Regions from separate parts of the Homo sapiens genome. Here region 2 is linked to region 1. Evidence: chromatin loops called from intact Hi-C (ENCODE). Cell type or tissue: prostate gland. All regions are shown on one strand. Links, peaks and the distances in the headings refer to the core of each region. The heading gives the core; the rest is flanking DNA.

Evidence for each region. Hi-C counts contacts between places; a loop is a spot of excess contacts. Peaks named below come from ENCODE experiments on the same cell type or tissue, not always from the same donor. Only the 100,000 strongest peaks of a DNase experiment are listed, where the experiment ranks them.
Region 2: it touches region 1 in a loop (7-fold over the local background); 100 of 110 quality-filtered maps call a loop at or near these places.

Annotation. Positions count from the first base shown.
Region 1 is chr7:102,267,297-102,275,616 of GRCh38, reverse strand. It overlaps a transcript of CUX1 not described here. Among named protein-coding and RNA genes, the nearest start is that of SH2B2, 15 kb to the left of the region's middle. RefSeq lists an enhancer at 650-1,483 and a silencer at 7,544-7,701. In prostate gland, for the core only: a CTCF peak has its summit at 3,200 (motif pointing right); a DNase peak (open chromatin) is centred at 3,236.
Region 2 is chr7:101,537,828-101,546,147 of GRCh38, reverse strand. COL26A1 (collagen type XXVI alpha 1 chain) reads right to left here. Exons shown (of 13, transcript NM_001278563.3): 5 at 6,099-6,255; 6 at 2,052-2,150; 7 at 658-810. Among named protein-coding and RNA genes, the nearest start is that of LINC01007, 27 kb to the left of the region's middle. RefSeq lists a silencer at 3,046-3,340 and an enhancer at 3,354-4,022. In prostate gland, for the core only: CTCF peaks have their summits at 3,163 (motif pointing left) and 7,156 (motif pointing right); DNase peaks (open chromatin) are centred at 3,167 and 7,147.

The sequences.
Region 1 (8,320 bases), core at 14-8,013:
ACTTGTTTCACCTGGAATGATCTATGCTCCCTTCTGGCTCACTGGCCCCCGTGTCTCCTCTACTGTGAGCATCTGAGTCTTCTTTCAAAGCCCAGTGTGGCATGACCTCCTCCAGGAAGCCCTCCCTGACTGCACAGAACAAATCTCTTCCCCCTGAGGTTTACGGTCTGTGCCACATCTCTCTCCTGAAAGCCTGTGTGTTCCCCAACTGTGTCCTTGGGCCCAAGGAGCATCAGGGAGAGAAGGATGTGACTCACGGCCTCAAGCTCCTGGTTCCGGGCACGGAAGCGCTCCCTCTGGCTGGAGATGATGGAAAGCAGTGAATCCACCTGGCCCTCTGGGAGGGCACCGCTGGCTGGTGCTGCAGGTCCTAGCAGGTAGAGGAGGGTGGCTTGGGGGGTGGCAGGAGGTGGAACCCAGCAGGCGGCCCTTTGGGGTGGGTCCCCCAGCCCTGGGGGATTTCTGCCAAATGCCATGGGGTAGAAGCCACATGGTGTCTGACTCCCTGGTGCTGGGCAGGTCGGGGAAGGGGAGGGGACAGCCAGGGGAACCGGGGAGCGTGAGAATGGATGGCAGGGGCTGACCTGACAATACGCACGCTGGGGAAGGGCCCAGCACCCCCGTCTGCGCTGTCAGAGGGCCAGGCCCAGAACTCCCCTCCCAGTCACTCTGTCCTTGAATCTGAGACCCTTGCAGCTGTCAGACTAGGCCTATATCCCCTGGGGAAGCAAAGGGGCAGGAGGGGAACTGGGGAGGCATGGGCACACCCCCAGTATCCCAGTCCAGCAGCCTCAGTTTCTGTCCTCAATACCCAAGGAGGCTGCCTTCCCCTCACTGCACGGACCTCCGGCTGCACTTTGGCAGTGAGGCCTGGCTGACCACCACTCACCAGCCTTTCACAGGCCACCGGCAGGGCTGAAGGGTCAGGGCCCCAAGGTGGGGGGTGTCAGTCTAAGATCCAGAAAGGCAGGTTGAGGGCTCATTCACCTTTTTGTTTTTTAGAGACAGGGTCTCGGTCTGTCGCCCAGGCTGGAGTGCAGTGGCACCATCATAGCTCACTGCAGCCTCCAATTCCTGGGCTCAGGCGATCCTCCCACCTCGGCCTCCAAAGTAGCCGGGACTATAGGTGTGCGCCACCACACCTAGCCTTACCCGACCCTTTGAAGGTTGCTGCTGCATTGCAGGCGTGGGGGCCTGACCTTCTTAGAGGAAGGGACTACTCTTTGGGGATCTGTGTTCTCAGGCGGTATCACCTGTCTCCTCTTCCCTCCTCCTCCCTCCTCCCATGGGTCAGGCCTCTCCTTACCGTAGAATAGGGCAGTGGCCTCTTTGATGGGCTCTGGGATCTTCTCCAGGCGGTGCTCAGCGGCACCCTGCAGGTGACAGGAAGCGATGAGGAGGTGCCTCCGCACAATGGGCACGGAATATTCCCTTTCAGCATGGCCAAGGCAAATGGCAGGGTGGGTGTGGCAAGGAGTGGGTGGGGCCATCCGGGGTGCAGGCTGGCTGCAGGAGGGCCCGGACCTGGACACGTGACATGAGCTACCAAAGAAGAGATGGCTGGGCCCTGAGTCACTCCTGAGGCCAGAGTTCAGCAGCAGTGCAGCTCTCCTCGCAGCCACTCAGCTTTGACATGCATCAGACACCTGGGCCTCCCTGGCCCTGCAACCAGCCTGCCACGTGACCTGGGACAGCCCAGACTTCTCTCCCGGAGTCCCACTGTGGACTCTACAGAATGGGAGGTGGGCGAGGAGATGCTCTCCCTGGGCTGTTTATGTCCCAGCCTGCTGTGATCTCTGGGCTCCAGGTCCTTTAGCTGGGAGATGGGTGCATGGTCCTGGCCTTGCCTCTGCCTCTGCTCTCAGGGCAGTGCCTGGAAAGACGGGCCTCTGTGCTACCGCTAGGAAGCCCTGTGGCCTCTGCCCCATGGCCTGTCACCCCAAATCGGAGGCAGGGTGGTATTCATGGAGTAAGCAGGGAGAACCCAATGGTTTTAGGTGACAGCCCTTCTGGGTTGTCACCAGCTGCCTGATACACAGGCTAATCTGGGAAGTCAGTGTTTGCAGAGGCTAAGTCAGTTGGGCAGGTATCGAGATGGGCATGGGGCAGGGGGGTGGGCTCACCTCGGCATCGGGCCGCTGGATGGACTGAATGATGCTCAGGTCCTGCTCCAGGCGGGCGATCAGCTCTCTCTGCTCAGTGGCTGTGGCCACAGCCTCAGTGATACGGACTTGCAGCTCCGCACAGCGTCCTGTGGCCAAAGGAAGACATGGCCGTCAGAGGGAGCCTGGTGGGACCCTTGGTGCCCTCCCCTGGTTCTGCCTCTCCAACCCACGGTCTGGAAGCAGGGCTGCCTGGATGCTGTGAGAGTGCTGGCTATTCCCTCCCAACTCACCACTGCCTAGAAGACCCCATTAGACCTAGGGCCTCCTCCAGGAAGCCCTCCCTGACTGTCAGAGGCACTCCTGGCCCCAAGCACTCTCTGGATTGATGAAATCCCCTGGGTAGGAGAAGGAGCTCAGGTCAGGGATTAGGAGAAACCGGTGCAATGTGGCTCTGCCCACGGCTGTTTGGGGGGCCCTGGCCAGCCCCTTTCCCTCTCTGGGCCTCACTTTGCTTGTCAGGCAGGGGCAAGGAGGCTCAGGTTGCTTCCTAGCTGATGTTCTGGGATAATGTCCAGTGGGAAGCCTGGGGGTAGGAGAGGCAGAGAAAGCCGCGGGGGTGCAGTGGGGCGCGTAGGGGTGCCACCTCTGGGCTGACAACAGAGGTGCTTGGTCCCGCCCCCAACAGAGGCTCCAGCTGCAGTGGTTGGGGTGGCGTGGTCCCCAAGGAGTCCCCCGACCCACAGCCCTGTCTGTCTCTCCCTCCTCCAGGTGCCAGGGTCATCTTTATAACAAAGCATCCAAACTGTGACTTTCCTGCCCTGCAGGAGGGTGAGAGATGTCGGGGAAGGGACCCAGACCCAAGCACGCATTGCCAGGCAGGACTTCAGTGACCCAGGAGCCAGGCAGCCCTGAGGGTGAGGTTTGGCCCTGTTTCTGGTTGACTGTGCGGCTCAGGGCCACTGGATCCCCCTTTCTGGTCCCAAATGGTGACATGTAACATGGTAACAATAAACCTTGTTTAGGGTGAGCTGTTGGGGCCGCAGAGAGGGAGACTGAGGCCTGAGACCCAGGACGCTGTCCTTTGGGGTAGGCTGCACAGCCGCCAGGGGGCACTGTGGCCTCAGAAATGCACAAAGGCTGCAGGCTGTGGGCAGTGCCAGGGAAATGGTATGTGCGGCCTCCTCCGTGGACTCATCCCTGACTGCGCGGCCTGCTGACCGGCTGTCATACCTGCCCTGGCTGGGCTTAGTGTCCTGGGCCAGGATGGGGCAGCCCAGCCTCACCCCCACATGCTCCTGGGTTCCCACTGCACACCAAGTCCTTATAGATGAGTCAGAAAAGACGATTCACATTTTACAGTCAAAGAACGGAGGCTTCCCGACCTGGGACCAAACCCAAGGCATCCACCCCCAGCTCTGTCTAAGCCCTTGCTCACACCAGAGTCTCGCCTCGTTCAGGCCCCGAATGGATTTATTTTATTTTATTTTATTGAGACAGAGTCTCACTCAGTCACCCAGGCTGGAGTGCAGTGGCTCCATCTCGGCTCACTGCAACCTCCGCCTCCAAGGTTCAAGCAATTTTCCTGCCTCAACCTCCTGAGTAGCTGGGATTACAGGCGCCTGCCACCGTGCCCAGTTAATTTTTGTATTTTTAGTAGAGACGGGGTTTAGCAATGTTGTCCAGGTTGGTCTCAACCTCAAGTGATCTGTCCGCCTCAACCTCCCAATGTGCTGGGATTACAGGCGTGAGCCACCGCACTGGGCCCCTAAATGGATTTCTTCCTTCAGACATTCACTGAGCCCCTGGGTCCCTGGCAGGAAGGTGGTATCTGCGGAAGTGAGGAGGGGATGAGGGAAGAGGCAGGACCTGAAGGCAGGACCCGGCCTTGGAGGGAGGACTGTCGGGGGCAGGGTTGGGGCTGGCCCTGGGCCACCTGCAGGGACTTTAAGGAGACCCCAAAGGGGAGAGGTCCAGAGAGACGATAAATACCATGCCCTCCTGGCCTGAGTACAGAGTCCTTGGGTCCTGGCCTGTGGGATGGGATGGCAGAGCCGGCCACACATGCTTAGGATGGGAGGTGGACAGCGGTTGTGAGATGTAGGGAGAGGAAACCACCAGAAAGCTAATGGGGCCTTGGGTCACATTAATAGAGGTGAAGGTCCTGGACCAAGGGAGGGGATGCTTCAGTTTGGCCACAAACAGGAGCACATCCAAGAACCGTGCTGGGACCATGGGGACAGACTCCTGGGATAAAAAGAGGGCGTTAAGCTCCAACAAGGCTCAGGGAAGCCACATTCCACCTCAGGGATGAGGGCCTGGGGGACAGAGAGACAGGGCTGAGATGGAGAACCTTTGCAGAGGTGACTTTTGCCTGGCCAGAGTGAGCCCTTTTCCCTGGAGGTGTGCGCCTGGCAAGAGGGGTGGATAAAAAGCTGCTGAGATGATTCCTTGCACTGCCTGTTTTATCTGCCCCCAGTCTGTGACCACCCCAGTGTGGTCTTGGTCAGGTCCCTGGGGTGGCAGCAACTTGCAGCTCCCAGCACCATCCGTGGGCACCAGGGAGATGATGGGGTGCGTGGGCCTGGTCCCCGTGCACTTGTTCCTGTGTCTGCTACTGCAGGGGTGGGCACACAGTCCTGCCGTGTATGTAGGTGACATTCTGTGCAGGTGTGAGCATCCTGGCTGCAAACCCTCTATCCTAGGCTGCCCCGGTTCCCAGCTGGTGGCCCGCTATCCTGGAAAAGGCCCATGTGTTAAGCTGGCCTGGAGGCCTGGCCATTGGCGCTGCTGCAGATGCTCTGGGCACTGGGTTAGCTCCTGAGGGGATCTGAGGGTGCAGGGCTGAGTGGTTGGGGGAGGCCATCCCTGAAGAGGTGGCTTGGGGTGATAGGAGCACAGGCCAGTTGCACGGGCAGCAGAATTGGGGGATGGCTGCTGGTGAGGCAGAGAGAACAGGCTGGGTAAGACAGGGCAGCAGAGGCTGGCAGACGGTGAGACTGGAGGGAAGGCTGTGGGTAGAGGGGGGTGGACAGAGAACTGGAGGCTGCAGGGGACAGGATCTGGACACTGTCCCAGAGCCCAGCTGGATCCCAGCAGCAACCAGAGCTGTGCTTTGAAACTGTCACTCCACGCTGGGAGGAAGCGAAGGCCAGGAGACTGGCTGTGCGGGCTTCCACCAGAGAGGGGCCTCAGTTAGATGTACTTAGAGAAGGACAGGGCCTCACCGGCCACGGGAGGGTCCCCTATCCCCCACCGGCTGCCTCACCCTGCCTTCTCTGCTGGAGGCTGGAACACGCAGGTGGGGAAGCTGGGGTGACATCTCTGGTGGCCACTTGATGTCAAGTCCAGAACCGGGCTTGCATTCTGGCCCTGCCTTTTATGAATTTCACGATCTTCGGCAAGTTCTTCAACCTCTGGAGTACAGGGCTCTGGGGCGAGGACACAGAAGGAGCTGGAGAGAGAGCTGTGGACCCCATCGCTGTACAGAACCCAGGTGGGGAGGCCCGGGCCTGGCCCCCTGTGGGGGAAGGGGTGGGCAGCTGGCTGGCTCGGTTCTGGTAAGCACGAAGGTGCTTGTGAACAGCTAAGGGCATGTGTGTGGTGGGGTTTGGACCTGTGGACCTGAGGCTGGATATGCTGGTTGAGGAGATCTAGGGCCCCAACGGTCAGAGCTTGGAAGCGTTTGGGGGGGGCATGGAAGAAGACAGTAAGATGAGGGAAAGTTTGGAACTTCTTAGAGACTTGTTCGATGGTTGTGACCAAAATGCTGTAATGAGTTAAGACTGTGGGGGTGGGCGTGGTGGCTCACGCCTGTAATCCCAGCACTTTGAGAGGCCGAGGCGGGCAGATCACCTGAGGTCAGGAGTTTGAGACCAGCCTGGCCAACATGGCGAAAACTCGTCTCTACTAAAAATACAAAAAAAAAAAAAAAAAAAAAAATTAGCCGGGCATGGTGGCGGACCCCTGTAATCCCAGCTATTTGGGAGGCTGAGGCAGGAGAATGGCTTGAACCTGGGAGGCGGAGGTTACAGTGAGCTGAGATGGCACCATTGTACTCCACCCTGGGCAACAAGAGTGAAACTCCATCTAAAAAAAAAAAGACTTTGGGGTACTGTTGGAAAGGCATGATTGTATTTTGCAATGTGAGAAGGACATGAGATTTGCGTGAGGGGGCAGGGGTGGAATTATATAGTTTGGATATTCATCCCTGTCCACATCTCATGTTGAAATGTAATCAAGCCAGGTGCAGTGGCTCTTGCCTATAATTCCAGCACTTTGGGAGGCTGAGGAGGGAGGATCACTGGAGCCCAGGAATTCGAGACCAGCCTGGGTAACATGGAAAAACCCTGTCTCTACACAAACAAACAAACAAACAAACAAACAAACAAACAAAAAAACCCACACAAAAAATTAGCTGGGTGTGGTGGTGTAGCTGTAGTCCCAGCTACTAGGGAGGCTGAGATGGGAGGATCACCTGAGCCCAGGAGGCAGAGGTTGCAGTGAGCTGTGATCACACCACTGCACTCTTGCTTGGGTGACAGAGTAAGACCCTGTCTCAAAAAAAAAAAAAAGTAATTAATCCCCAGTGTTGGAAGTGGGGCCTGGTGGGAGGTGTTTGGGGGACAGGGCGGGTCCCTTGTGGCGCGGTGCTGTCTCTGAGATAGGGATCTGGTTGTTTAAGGAGCGTGGCACCTCCCCCACCCCCATTCTCTCTCTCTTCCTCCTGGCCTCGCCATGTCTCACACCTGCTCCCACTTCGCCTTCCACCATGAGTAAAGCCTCCAACGCCTCCCCAGAAGCCAAACCGACACCAGCGCCACGCTTCTGGTACAGCCTGCAGAACCATGAGCCAAAGAAACCCCTTTTCTTGATAAATTACACAGCCTCAGGTATTTCTCTATAGCAATGCAAGAACAGCTAATACAGAAAATCAGGGGTGGTGGACAGGTCCTGAGACAGTGCTGCTGTGAGGTGGCCAGAGCTTCAGGGGGTGATCCACAAAGGGGGTCCCGCAAAGACCCTGAGAAGAGGCAGCAGGAGGCAGGGGAGACAGCAGGAGGATGCATGTGAAGGCACCAAGATGAGGCAGGAGGGTCAATGAATATGGAGGGTCAGGGGGTCAGAAGCTACAGAGAGGCTGAGCGAGGCGAAGGTGTTGTCGTCGAGGTGGTGGGGGCATGCAGGGCTGCAAGGCACAGCCCGATGGGCAGAACTGGTGGAAGAGCAGTAACGTGTGCCCGAGAGGGGATCTTGAGAAGCATAGAGTGTGTGGAATGGACCATCTGCAACCCAGAAACCCAGGAGAGAGGGACAGATTTTGTTTAGGGGAGAGAGGGATGACAGGCGACGGGTGGATAAGTGAGCATAAGACAGGGAAAGGGGCTCAGAAAAGGAGTCTGTGGTGCAAGGGCCCAAGACGGTCCCCTTCCCCTCAGGAAAGACTGGGACCTCATCCTCTGGGAGAACCCACAAAGACATCCTAGAGGGGGCACCTCACAGAGGGGAGGAGGGAATCAAAGCATCTTTAAGGTCAAGACTTCAGGAGGGCCCGGTGCAGTGGCTCACGGCTGGAATACAGCACTTTGGGAGGCAGAGGTGGTAGCATCGCTGGAGCTCAGGTGTTTGAGACCAGCACGGGCAACATGGCAAAACGTCATCTCTACAGAAAAATACAAAACTTAGCCGGGCATGGTGGTGTGCACCTGTGGTCCCAGCTACTCAGGAGGCTAAGGCGGGAGGATCGCTTGAGTCCAGGAGTTCCAGGCTGCAGAGAGCTACGATTGCACCACTGCACTCCAGGCTGGGTGACAGAGCAAGACCCTGTCCCTCTCTGCACCACGCCCAAAAAAAGTCTAGGCATGATTTCTGACTGCAGAAGGATTAAATGCAGAGACTTATCATAGCGAGGCCAGCGGTGTTGTACCTACGGTTTTCCTGAAGGCGCGAGGGGCCCCTGTCTTTTTATTTTTTATTTCTTTTGAGACGGAGTTTCACTCGTCACCCAGGCTAGAGTGCAATGGTATGATCTCGGCTCTCTGCAACCTCTCTCTCCCAGGTTCAAGTGATTCTCCTGCCTCAGCCTCTCAAGCAGCTGGGATTACAGGCATGCACCACCATGCCTGGCTAATTTTTGTATTTTTAGTGGAGACAGAGTTTCGTCACGTTGGCCAGGCTGGTCTCGAACTCCTGACCTGAGGTGATCCACCCACCTCAGC
Region 2 (8,320 bases), core at 141-8,140, 730 kb after region 1:
CCTTAGGCCCAGAGTCCTGGTCCCGTCCACTCTCTGCACCTCCTTGTCCCCACCTCCCAAGGTAGAAGTGGACATTTCTGTGTGTTCAGAGGCTCTCTTGGACTGGCCGGTGCCCCCGAGGGCCGGAGTTTGTTTTGCACATTGCTGTGTCCCCAGTGGCTAAAATCCTGTGCCTTGCACATAGTAGGTGCTCACTAAACACCTGCTGAATGACCTGCAGTGAGGGCGGGTGAGGAACAAGTACAATAAGGGATAACCTTGGTGGGGTGGGGTAGCCAGGTAGGGAATCTGGGCCAAGTCAGCCAGCAGAGTGAACTTTGGGGCTCACAACCCCAAAGGCAGGGAGCTGAGCACTGAGGCAGAGACAGGCCACTTTGGGGCCAAAAGCAGGGCTTGGGGCTAGCCCTGGGTCCACTTGAGGATGCTTAGCCCCAGGACCAAGCCTTGCTCCCAAGCTGTTCCCTGTCATCGTCACTGGCAGGCCCTGGACACTGCATGGAGGGCTTCCTGGAGGAGGCCTGCAGGAGTGAGCCAGTTGGGTGCAGCAGGATGGGCATGTGGTGGGGTCCACTTCCCAGGATCCTTTAAGGAAGGCTGATCCCTCCCAGAACACAGCGTAGCTCAGCCCTCCCTTGGCCCCCCAGGGGCATTACTCACTGTCTTTGTCTGTAGGCGGCTGCAGGGAGTAGAGGGCGCCCTGGGGGCTGTTTGGTGAGGGGCCTGGGTTGCCTGCTGGGCCGGGTGGTCCTGGGGGGCCGGGGCGCCCCATCTCTCCAGGAAGCCCACGGGGCCCTGGAGGCCCCAGGAGCCCTGCAATGAGGAAAAGAACAGTCACTGTGGCAGCCGGAGCCTGGCGGGTGGCTGCAACTTACAAATGGGGAAACTGAGGCCTTGAAAGAAACAGGGTTGGTCAGGGGCCCACAGGCAGTCAGTGGTGACCTCCGATCCACAGTCTTCCTTGGGGGTGTCCTGGGGTGTAAATGAAATGGGCTTCCCTTCCCAGCCCAGTCCAGAGGGGACACTTAGTGGCAGCTTGGGAGGGTGAGGGGGGCAGGGACGGTGAAATCAGCAAAGGCTCTGGCCAGAGGCCCATTGGTCCCTCCCAGGGACTTCAGCCCTGTGGCAGGAACACCAAGTATAAGCCACCATCCTGGGCTGGCCCTGTACCTGCTGAACCAGGGGTCCTTCCCCGGCAGGACCCAGGAGGAGTTGAGAGGGTGGTCTCTGGAGGTGTTTAAATGGCTGAGAACTGCTCCTGGCCCCTGACAGCCTCGATGCTCATGCCTGTACCCGAAGCCCCTGAAGACCCTGTTTTGGCCAGGTGTTGTGGCTCACCCCTGTAATCCCAGCACTTTGGGAGGCCAAGGCAGGCAGGTCACCTGAGGTCAGGAGTTCAAGACCAGCCTGGCCAACATGGTGAAACCCTGTCTCTACTAAAAATACAAAAATTAGCCAGGCATGGTGGCAGGCACCTGTAATCCTAGTTACTCAGTAGGCTGAGGCAGGACAGTTGCTTGAACCTGGGAGGTGGAGGTGTCAGTGAGCTGAGATTGTGCCACCGTGCTCCAGTCTGGGCGACACAGCACAAGACTCCATCTCAAAAAAAAAAAAAAAAAAAAGCCAGGTGAGGTGGTGGCTCACGCCTGTAATCCCAGCACTTTGGGAGGCCAAGGTGGGTGGATCATCTGAGGTCAGGAGTTCGAGACCAGCCTGACCAACATGGTGAAATCCTGTCTCTATTGAAAATACAAAATTAGCCAGGTGTGGTGGCGCATGCCTGTAATCCCAGCTACTCAGGAGGCTGAGGCAGGAGAATTGCTTGAACCCGGGAGGCAGAGGTGGCAATGAGCCGAGATGGCATCACTGCACTCCAGCCTGGACAACAGAGCGAGACTCCCTCTCAAAAAATTAAAAAAAAAAGACCCCGTTTTTCTGGTACCCAGCAAGATCAGGGCTGTGGGTGCGTGGGACACCTCGCCTGTTCCAGTAGAGAAGAAAGCCCAGCCCCTTCCGCAGGTTGACAACATCACATATGTGGGGGGTTTTCTTACCAGGCGGCCCCGCTGGACCCTTCTCTCCTGTCTGGCCTCGGTCACCTTTAGACCCGGGGGGGCCTGCAGGCCCTGGTGGTCCTGTCTGCCCCGGGGGCCCTGGGGAGAGAAGGAGACAGGGCATCAGAACATGGTGGACCCCCAGCCTCCAGTGGCTCCAGGCCTGGCCCCCTGGGCTGTCAGCCTACGTTCCCCCAGGAGCCCTGCCTACCTGGGACTCCCTAAACAGGCAAAGGCACTCACATCACCTTGGAGCTGGTTATTACAACTTACAAACCAGCTTTGCACTTACAAACATCTATGATTCTAAGAACTGCTTTCGTTCCCATTTTCAATGTGGGGAAACTGAGGCTCAGGAAGGTTGGTCCCTTGCCCAAGCTCACACAGCCAGGCTGCAGATGAAGTTGCTTAGCTCCAGGTCCCTCTCTCACACCCTGCTGTCTCTCTGCTTAGGGTCAAGAACCGGGCTTGTGGCAAAGTGCTCCCCAACAGGTGGCCTCCGAGGAGGCCCCAGGAGGTCCTGAAGGATGGATCTTCCCAGCTACAGATCTCTAAACCCCAAGGGTGGACAAGGAGATGGAGAGGTAAGGCTTGCTGTGTGGCCAGGGGACAGCCTTTTCTCCCTCTGGCCCAGAGAGGATGCTGAAAAATGTTTGCTCAGCACCTTAGGAGGCTGAGGCAGGAAGATCACTTGAGCCCAGGAGTTTGAGACCAGCCTGGGCCACATAGTGAGACCCCATCTCTACAAAAGATACAAAAGTTAACCGGGCATAGTGGTGCACGCCTGTGGCCCCAGCTACTGGGGACGTTGAGGTGGGAGGATGGCTTGAGCCCAGGAGGTCTGGGCTGCAGTGAGCTATAATCACACCACTGCATTCCAGCTTGGCTTACAGAGCGAGACCGTCTCAGAAAAAAAAAAAAAGTTTGCTGATCTGATGAAGGGACCTGCACTGAGTCTTAGGGCCCTTTGCACTCTGCCTGCATGGGACTGTGGTATGGTGGGGAGGGCCTGGCTGGGGGCTGCTGGCCTCGGAAGAGCCCCACCTGCGCTCTGGAATCCAGGTTGGCTGCAGGTGTCACCATGTGTAGAGTGTGTGCCCCACCTGGTGGCCATTCTTGAAACTGCATTTTCCCCTGGTTGGAAAGGTCTTGCCAGGCATGCGCTTTCGTGGGCCTGGGTCCCCGGTGGGATGGGAAGCCCCTCCTCCTCCATCCCCCAAGAAAGATCTGAAGAATGTGGGCATGAGGTAACGCTCTGGGGGTGAGACCTTAGGGACAGCGGCTCGAGGGGTAGGCCGGGGGCCAGAGTGAGAGAGGTCCCCCTTCCCGTAGGAGACCTGAGCTCGGCCCTCCTCCCGCAGCCTTCAGTCCCTTTCCAAGAATGCAGGATACCCTACTCTCCTTCCCCGGCCCTGGGACTGGCCACTGGAGGCCACCTGTGTCATGCATCTCTCCTCCCTGCTCTGCCCCTGCTCCCCAACCCAGCATCAGAATAGACACTCAGAACAGAGGGCAGAGGGAGAGCGCCCCCTCCAAAGGGCTCTAAGGGCAGAGAATCATGGAGGCAAAATGCCCCCAGCTTGCTGGCTTGCTGGGTGACCCCAGGGGTGTCACTTAACTTCTCTGAGCCTCAGGTGTCTCCCCTGTAACCTCAAGGCTTCCAAGCTTTGTGTGAAGATTAAGAGTGATATCTGTAGGCTGGGTGCGCTAGCTCACACCTGTAATTCCACACTTTGGAGGCCGAGGCGGGTGGATCACTTGAGGTCAGGAGTTTGAGGCCAGCCTGGCCGACATGGTGAAACCCCGTCTCTACTAAAAATACAAAAATTAGGCTGCGTGTGCTGGCTCACACCTGTAATCCCAGCACTTTGGGAGGCCAAGGAGGGCAGATCATTTGAGGTCAGGAGTTCAAGACCAGCCTGGCCAACATGACAAAACCCCTTCTGTATTAAAAATGCAAAAAGTAGCGGGGCTTGGTGGTGCGTGCCTGTAATCCCAGTTATTAGGGAGGCTGAGGCAGGGGAATCCCTTGAGCCCAGGAGGCAGAGGTTGCAGTGAGCCGAGATCACGACACTGCACTCCAGCCTGAGTGATAGAGTGAGACTCCATGTCAAAAAAAAAAATTATATCTGTATTTGAAATATTTTCATATCTGATATGAAAATATTTAATAACTGGCACAGTGCAGATCCTGACCACTCATGGTAGACCTCAGCCTTCAACCCCTGGATTCAGCCTTATAGACAGGTGTTGTTTGCTAAATGTCCTCCAGGATAAAGCCCCACCTCAGTGTCTGGCAACCAGGAGGGCTTCATCGATTGCAACTATGATTATTACAATTGTGATTAAAGCAAAGGTAATTACAGCCCCAGGTGGCAGAGCCCAGACCAGTAGGTAGAATCTGCAGAGGGAAAATTCTTCCCCTTAACTTTAAAATGTGGCCAGGGCCAAGCATGGTGGCTCACACCTGTAAATCCCAGCACTTTGGGAAGCCGAGGCATGAGGATTGCTTAAGGCCAGGAGTTTGAGACCAGCCTGGCAACGCAGTGAGACCTCGTCTCTACTAAAAATTAAAAAAAAAAAAAAAAGCCAAGTGTGGTGGTGTGCACTCGTAGTCCCAACTACTTGGGAGGCTGAGGCAGGAGGATCACCTGAGCCTCGGAGATGAAGGCTGCAGTGAACTATGATCATACTACTGTGCTCCAGCCTCAGTGACAGAGCAATACATTGTCTCAAAATAAAATAATAAAATAAAATAAAATTGTAAAAGTGTGGCAGGAAGGCAGGGGGGCAGATGTCCTCCAATTCCAGCCAGAGAGTTCAGAGAGCAAACCCCAGAAAGAGGTGGGAAGCAGTAAGTTCCTGCTCCCTGGCCAGGCAGAATGCTGCAAAATTGAACCCAGCAAGGCTGGGCTGGGGGCCATAAGTGCAGAAGCCAAGGAGCAGGGCAGATACTGAAGACAGTAGCTGAGCTGTAAGACAATAGGGAATGGTGGGGACTGCGGCAAACTGCACAGCCTGGACTGGACCTACAGTGGCAACCCAGTAGCTGGTTGTTTCCATGAGGGACTGCCAGCCCTGATGGCCAATTTTCTCATTTTTATTTTTATAATTTTTTGTAGAGACAGGGTCTCACTATGTTGCCCAGGCTGGTCTTGAGCTCCTGGCTTCATGCAATCCTCCCACCTCAGCCTTCCAAAGTGCTGGGATTATAGGTGTGAGCCACTGCACCTGCCCAAGATCATCTATTTTTTTGAGACAGGGTTTCACCCCGTCTTCCAGGCTGGATTGCAGTGGCATGATCTTGGCTCACTACAGCCTCCACCTCCCCAGCTCAAGCAATTCTCATGCCTCAGCCTTAGGAGTAGCTGGGATTAATCATGCTGGGCTAATTTTTGTATTTTCAGTAGAAATGGGGGTTTTACCATGTTGCCCAGGTTGGTCTCGAACTCCTGACCTCAAATGATCCACCTGCCTTGACCTTCCAAAGTGCTAGGATTACAAGCATGAGTGAGCCACTATGCTCGGCCAGATGGTCTACTTTTTTTTTTTTTTTTTTAGACGGAATTTTGCTCTTGTCCCCCAGGCTGGAGTGCAGTGGCGTGATCTCGGCTCACTGCAACCTCCGCCTTCCGGGTTCAAGCGATTCTCCTGCCTCAGCCTCCTGAGTAGCTGGGATTACAGGCACCTGCCTCCACGCCTGGCTAATTTTTGTATTTTTAGTAGAGACAGGGTTTCACCATGTTGGCCAGGCTGGTCTCGAACTCCTGACCTCAAATGATCCACCCTTCTCGGCCTCCCAAAGTGTTGGGATTACAGGCATGAGCCACTGCACCTGACCAGATCGTCTACTTCTTAAGAGAAACTAGAAATCCTGGCTTTTAGGTGAAATACCCATTTTCAACTGTTAGCTTAATTTTTCAAAATGCCACATGGCATGTTGGAACTAGAGTGTCTAGTGTGTGGCCTCTCTAGGGAGGCCCTGGGAGGCCATGCCCAAGGTCCCTTCGGCTGCCCCAGCCTGTCCTCTCTGCAGCCCTCACTCACCGGCTGGGCCCGTGGGCCTTCTCTGTCGTGGCACAGGGTGAGCAAGAGGGATGGCGTCGGGGAGGAAGTCCTCATTCCAGGTCGGCGGAGTGCTCTCGGGGGCTGGCAGGTCGTTGTCCGGGCTGGAGGGCCGTTCTGCTGCTTCTAGCAGGAGGACCTGGGCCAAAGGAGATAGAGAGTCAGGTCCCAGTTGGGCCTGACACATAGGGACATGCGTGACACACAGGGACATGCATGTGCACCCCATGAGACCTGCAGCTGTCCACGCTGTGTGTGCCCCGTCACGCTCCTTAGTGGGAGAACCTCACTCGTGGCCCAGGTTCCCTCCATCCCAGCCCTCTCCTCCTTCTGACATCAGGAAAGTCTTTCTGGACCCTCAGGTTCAAGGAGTGCCCTTCAGACACCGTCAAAGTCCCTGTGCTGGCTGGGAGTGGTGGCTCATGCCTGTAATCCCAGCACTTTAAGAGGCTGAGGCTGGAGGATCACTTGAGGCCAGGAGTTTGAGACCAGCCTGGGCAACACAGTGAGACCCCCATCTCTACAAAAAATAAAGAAAATTAGCCAGGCGTGGTGGCACACGCCTGCAGTCCCAGTTACTCAGGAGGCTGAGCCCAGGAGTTCAAGGCTACAGTGAGTTATGATTGTGCCACTGCGCTCCAGCCTGGGTGACAGATCGAGACCACATCTACAAAAAGAGAGAGAGAGAAAAAAAAAGCACACACACATACGCACACACACACACACACACACACACATACACACACACACACAGACAGAAAAGGAAGGGAAGAAAGGGAGGGAGGAGAGTGAAAGGGTGGGTATAAATAGGCCCCTTGTGGCACATGACCTTTAGAAGACTTTCCAGAAAAACAAAAGTGGCCACGATTGCTTGGGACCAGCCTGCAATGCGGCCCCATCTGTCCCTCCTTGAGGGAGGCAGGAGTCAAAGGTGGCTGAGACCCAGATCCCGGGACCGGGAGACTTTCTCCTTCCTTTAAACAACTTGAGAGCCAGGACTCAGAGGCCCCGTGAGTCTCTGCTGCCCCCGAAGAGGCCAGCAGGGGGCGCTGTGTGCCAGAAATAGGCTCAGGGTGGGTGGAGATCCCTGCTGGGAACTTGGGTGGGTCCTGGGGCCGAGGGGCGTGAAGGACCTGCTGGGCTGAGCTGAGAGTCCATGGTGCACAGGCAGATGGTCTGCCTGAGTAGCTCCCTCACCAGTTCTGCAGTGCCCCTGGGCCTGGGGGACAGTCCTGGGATCCCTGGGGACAAAGTGGCCTGCTCTGGGCTCCTCCCCAGCAGGGGTGTCTCCAGGGTGCACTTAGCGGCTGCTCAGGGCTCTGACCCTGCACCCAGGGTTCTGGCTGGGCCCCCTGGGCTCAGGCCCTGCTGTGGGCTGCAGAACGGGCTCCCCCTCCACCCCTCTATGGGACACAGTCCTCCGATGGCCTGGATGCCTGGCCCAGGGCCCCTTAACCCCCCAGAGCCAATTCTTTCAGCCCCTCCCCTTTCTGGTCCTTAGAAGGGTCCATGAAACTGGGAGGGTCACTGCGGCGACATCACAAATGAGGTGGAGACAGAGGCTCAGAGACTGCAAGTGACTTGCCTGAGATCACCCAGCAAATGGGCGGTGAGGCCGGGGCCCCTAGTGGTGCCTCATCCACCAAACCACAGTTTATCCTCCCAACAGTTCTGTCTCAACCCCGGCTGAGCTTCGTGGAGGCACAGAGAGCGGGGACAGCTGGCTCAGATCACACGGCAGTGAAGGGTGGACCCCGTTCTCCTGAATCTCCAGGAGGAGAGAAGGGTTCCGATTCCTGCCCCAGCCACTGGCACCCCTGAAGAAGCTGACGGGCCACAGCCAAGTTTAGGGGCTCTGGAGAGGAGCAAGAAGACGGTGGCTGTCAGGTCACGTGATGGAAGGGGCCTGGGATGGCCAGCGCAGGGGATTTGGAGGAGCGTCAGGCCCTGGTGCTCCTGGGGCTGGGGGCAGGAGGTGGGGTGAAGGTTGGAGTGTGTCTCCCCTTTCAGGCCTGGCTGCTGGGAATAGTAGAAATGCCCCCAGTCGAACAAGGGCACGGGAGAGGGGCAGGCTTGGGAGTGAAGGTGATAAGTTGGCGGGGGTGGGTTGCAGTATCCCAAGGGGAACTCAGATGGCCATATTTAACAGGGGGTGGTCCCAAGGGCTGGGAAGTGGAGGTAGAGGACCATGAGAGGAGGCAGGG